Linked DNA regions of Homo sapiens: region 1 is linked to region 2. Evidence: read pairs that join two places in POLR2A ChIA-PET (ENCODE). Cell type or tissue: Panc1. All regions are shown on one strand.

What was found. Peaks named below come from ENCODE experiments on the same cell type or tissue, not always from the same donor. Only the 100,000 strongest peaks of a DNase experiment are listed, where the experiment ranks them.
Region 1: POLR2A ChIA-PET joins it to region 2 with 16 read pairs; 3 of 35 experiments call an interaction of 5 or more read pairs at or near these places.

Annotation. Positions count from the first base shown.
Region 1 is chr6:42,959,476-42,961,975 of GRCh38, forward strand. All of the region lies in intron 1 of CNPY3-GNMT (CNPY3-GNMT readthrough), which reads left to right. GNMT (glycine N-methyltransferase) reads left to right here and starts at 1,279. Exons shown (of 6, transcript NM_018960.6): 1 at 1,279-1,498. The coding sequence starts at 1,293. RefSeq lists enhancers at 998-1,499, 1,678-1,727. In Panc1, no CTCF peak of the experiment used is centred here; no DNase peak of the experiment used is centred here; H3K4me3 peaks cover 1,621 bases.
Region 2 is chr6:43,469,858-43,472,357 of GRCh38, forward strand. No RefSeq gene overlaps it. Among named protein-coding and RNA genes, the nearest start is that of TJAP1, 6.5 kb to the right of the region's middle. In Panc1, no CTCF peak of the experiment used is centred here; no DNase peak of the experiment used is centred here.

The DNA.
Region 1 (2,500 bases), 510 kb before region 2:
GTCCCAAGTTGGAAAGGAAGGAGGAGAGAGGCAGAGAGAGAGAGAGAGAGAGAGAGAGAGAGAGAAGCGCGAGAGCGGCCCTGTAATTGAGCAGAAAGGAAAGGGAGAAAAATGAATCCCAAACTTTGGGCTTACCTCTTTCTGCTGGCTGGCTCGCCAAAATATGTTAACGGTAGAGGATGTCCAGGTTCTTGGCATCTTGAACAAACAATTGGACAAAATGCACAAACAAAGCAAGAAAGGAATGAAGGATTTTATTGAAAATGAAAGTACACTCCACAGTGTGGGAGCGAGCATGAGCATAGGGGCTCAAAGGCCCTGTTACATTTTGTGAGTTTAAATACCCTCTACTTGGGGTACACCCTATGTAAATGAAGAGGATGAAGTAAAGTTACAGTTACAAAGTTATTAATGGCGGGCATACGCCCTATGGAGAGGATATTTCCCGTTATAACTGAAGTGTGAATTGGCCTTATGTTCCCTGTCTCTAGACCCTATTCTCCTGCTTCCTGTGAAAGCAGAGGGTTTTGTTTGTTTTTTGCTTTTTGTTTTTTGAGACGGAGTCTTGCTCTGTTGCCCAGGCTGGAGTGCAGTGGTGCACTCGGCTCACTGCAACTTCCGCCTTCCCGGGTTCAAGCGATTCTCCTGGCTCAGCCTCCGGAGTAGCTAGGACTACAGGCGCGTGTCACCATGTCCCAGCTAATCTTTCTTTATTTTTAGTAGAGACGTGTTAGCCAGGTTTCACCGTGTTACCGTGTTACCGTATTCCAGCCGGGCTCCGCCCCTGGATTCGGTGGACAGACCAGCTTTACCTCCAGAGACTCCCCCTGTCTTCCCTGCACCGGCTGACTATACCTACACACTTCGGTGGCACAATCTTTGTTTAGATATGCTGATGCCTTCCTTCGCTGGGAACGGTCCAGTCCTGCCCGCCTGGCGCTCAGCTCTGCGGATCTCAGGGGATGGAGTGGCAATCTCATTGCTCCCGCCTCTCCTGACCCCTCTCGCCTTCTCCTCGAGACCCGGGTTAAGTGGGCAGAGGGCTCCGAGGGTCCTCTCCCGCCGTGGGATTGCACAGAGGGCTGGGTCCGCAGGCTGGCTAAAAGGACCTAGCCCAGGATTGCGAGGCAGCGCCCTCCCTGCAGCTGGACAGACTCGGGCGCCCGGCCCAAAGCCCGGCAGGGGCGTGTCCGCGCGCTCACCTGCTATTGGCCAGGTGGGGCTGTCGGCTGCCAGCAGTGCTTATGCTTTAAGTGCGGAGCGGGTGGCTGCGGAGCCAGGCGCGGCGCAGGATGGTGGACAGCGTGTACCGGACCCGCTCCCTGGGGGTGGCGGCCGAAGGGCTCCCGGACCAGTACGCGGACGGGGAGGCGGCGCGCGTGTGGCAGCTGTATATCGGAGACACCCGCAGCCGCACCGCCGAGTACAAGGCATGGCTGCTTGGGCTGCTGCGCCAGCACGGCTGCCAGCGGGTGCTCGACGTAGCCTGTGGCACTGGGTGAGCCCAGGCCGGGGCCGGGGGCGTTGCATGAGATCGGGGTCTGTCTCAGCCTGTACTGCGCGGCCGCAGAACCACAGGGCCGGGCACGTCAGGGCGGCCTTTGCCAATCCTGGAACGGGTGGGACACCAGGGCCAGGAGCAGGTACCTGCCCGGCAGAACAGGCACTGCGAGTGCCCCGTGAGGCTAGGGGTCCAGGTAGCGGTTCGCAGGGAGAGGCCCCGGAGAAGGGAGACTGAGTGTGAGTGAGGGTGTGGGCAGAAAAAGTGAGCGTCCCTGAGGCTTTGGAGCCAGAGCCACGGACAGATTGCAAATATTCCTCCTGTGATGGCCTTGGGCAGTGTTAACAGTTAACATTGCTCAACATTTGCACCTGCCAAGCCCAGTGCCAGGAGCTTTTGATACATCACTTTTTCAAACCCTCACAAAGCCCCATGAAGTTAAGCAGTGATATTCTCTCATTTACTACTGGGGAAGTAAGGCCTCAGCAAAGTAAAATTCCCTCATACATCATCCAGTGAAAAGGAGCTAACAGGCCCGGGTTGGTTAAGATCTGTCCTGTGCTCTATTTTTCTCTTTTTTTTTTTTTTTTTTTTTGAGATGAAGTCGTGCTCTGTCGCCCAGGCTGGAGTGCAGTGGCTCCATCTCGGCTCACTGCAAGCTCCGCCTCCTGAGTTCATGCCATTCTCCTGCCTCAGCCTCCCGAGTAGCTGGGACTACAGGCGCCTGCCACCACGCCCAGCTAATATTTTGTATTTTTAGTAGAGACGGGGTTTCGCCGTGTTAGCCAGGATGGTCTCGATCTCCTGACCTTGTGATCTGCCCACCTCGGCCTCCCAAAGTGCTGGGATTACAGGCATGAGCCACCGCGCCCGGCTTTGTCCTGTGCTCTAAACCACCATGTTCTACTGCCTTTTGTGCACACGTATTTTAACTTCAAGGAGCCTCAGCTTGTCTGTCTCTCAAATGGGAATGACACTATTTACCTCTCAGGATTGCCA
Region 2 (2,500 bases):
GGCCAACATGGTGAAACCTTGTCTCTACTAAAAAATTAGCCAGATGTGGTAGTGGATGCCTGTAATCCCAGCTACTAGGGAGGCTCAGGCAGGAGAATTGCGTGAACCCGGGAGACGGAGGTTGCAGTGAGCCGAGATCATGCCATTGCACTCCAGCCTGGGCAACAAGAGTGAAACTCTGTCTCAAAAAAAAAAAAAAAAAAAAGTCAAGCAAAGGAACACACCCATTGAAACCACAAGGGTGTGCAGATGCATGTACACAGACCTGGAAAGACGAGAGGGTCACTCATAGCTAGAACCATGCATGTGAAGCACCGCGGTACCACTCATTCATGTACTTGTGGAGCCCCTTCCACTCTGGAACTACCCAGGGCTGATGGGGTGGTGGGGGAAGCACCAATATCACAGATGGGTCATGGTCCAGCCCTTCCAGTAGCTGCTAAAGGAGTCATCTCTGGAGATTTACTTGAAATTTTTGGGCCAGGTGTCATGGCTAACGCCTGTAACTCCAGCACTTTGGGAGACCGAAGCAGGCAGATCATTTGAGGTCAGGAGTTTGAGACCAGCCTGGCCAACATGGTGAAACCCCACCTCTACTAAAAATACAAAAATCAGCCGTGTGTGGTGGTGCACACCTGTAGTCCCAGCTACTCAGGAGGCTGAATCGCTTGAACCCGGGAGGCAGAGGTTGCAGTGAGCCAAGATCGCGCCACTGCATTCCAGACCGGGCGACAGAGTGAGTCACCACTTACAGAGTCCAGTTAAAAAGAACAAGGTTGCCGGGCGTGGTGGCTCACGCCTATAATCCCAGCACTTTGGGAGGCCAAGGCGGGTGGATCACCTGAGGTCAGGAGTTTGAGACCAGCCTGGCCAACATGGTGAAACCCCATCTCTACTAAAAATACAAAAATTAGCTGGGCTTGGTGGCATGTGCCTGTAATCCCAGCTACTTGGGAGGCTGAGGCAGGACAGTCACTTGAACCCGGGAGGTGGAGGTTGTGATGAGCCGAGTTCGTGCCGCTGTACTCCAGCCTGGGAGACATGGCAAGACTCTGTTTCAGAACAAAAAAAAGAAAAAAGAAAGAAAGTTTCTTTCTTTCTTTTCTTTCTTTCTTTCTTTCTTTCTTTCTTTCTTTCTTTCTTTCTTTCTTTCTTTCTTTCTTTCTTTCTCTTCCTTCCTTCCTTCCTTCCTTCCTTCCTTCCTTCCTTTCTTTTTTGTTTTTGAGACAGAGTCTCGCTCTGTCACCCAGGCTGGGGTGCAATGGCGCCATCTCGGCTCACTGCAACCTCCGCCTCCCAGGTTCAAGAGATTCTCCTGTCTCAGCCTCCCAGATAGCTGGGATTACAGGTGCACACTGCTACGCCCAGCTAATTTTTGTATTTTAGTAGAGACGGGGTTTCACCGTGTTGCCCAGGCTGGTCTTGAACTCCTGAACTCAGGCAATCCACCCACCTTGGCCTCCCAAAGCGCTAGGATTACAGGCATGAGCCACTGCGCCCGGCCTGAAAGAAAGTACATTTCAAGGCTATATTTTAAGAATAAGGAGAAGGGAGAAAAAAGAGTTTACACAGTAAGCTTCAAGGTTACATCTTGAGACCTGAGAGAAAGGAAAAGAAAGGTTTGAAAATGCATTTTGAAGTTAAGCTGCCCAGTTACACTTTCAAGGCCAACTTTCAGGTGTTGACCTGGGATGGAGGGAGGACTTCCTGATTCAGCAAAGAGATGAGGGACTGGAGAACTGCCCAGCTCCTACTGGGTCAGAGTGAAGCAGAGCTGGACAAACAGGTCCCAGTGCAGTCCAGAAAAGAGAGGTAAACCACTTCTGCACTTTCTGAGCTTTCCCAGGATTCGATTCACAGTCTGAGAGGGAAGGCACAGACTCTAGCCTCAGGGTGCCCAAAGTCTGAGGTGAGGGAAACAAGCTCTGCTCTCAGGGAGTTCCTGCTTTAGAGTTGGGAAAGTGAGATCTCACCAGAAGCCAGAAAACAAGACTTGGTATCATATAAAGATGTATGGATGGCCAGGTGTGGTGGCTTATGCCTGTAATCCCAGCTCTTTGGGAGGCTGAGGCAGGAGGATCTATTGAGTCCAGGAGTTCAAGACCAGCCTGGACAACAAAGTGTGACTCCGTTTCTATAAAAAATTTAAAAAGCATTGGTGGTACAGTGGTGAACATAGATGCCCTCCAAAAAAATTAAAAAATTAGGCAGGTGTGCCTAGAGTCCTAGCTACTTGGGAAGCTAAGTCTAGAGGATCGCTTGAGCCCAGGAGTTTGAGGCTGCAGTGAGCTATGATCATGCCACTGCACTACAGCCTGGGCAACAGAGCGAGACTCTGCCTCTAAAATAAATAAATAAAAAAAAACAAAAACAAAATAAGAACACAACATTAACTCCTAATTTTTTACAGCCCCTGGCAATGACCATTCTATTTTCTTTCTTCTTTTTTTTTGAGACGGAGTCTCACTCTGTCACCCAGGCTGGAGGGCAGTGGCGTGAT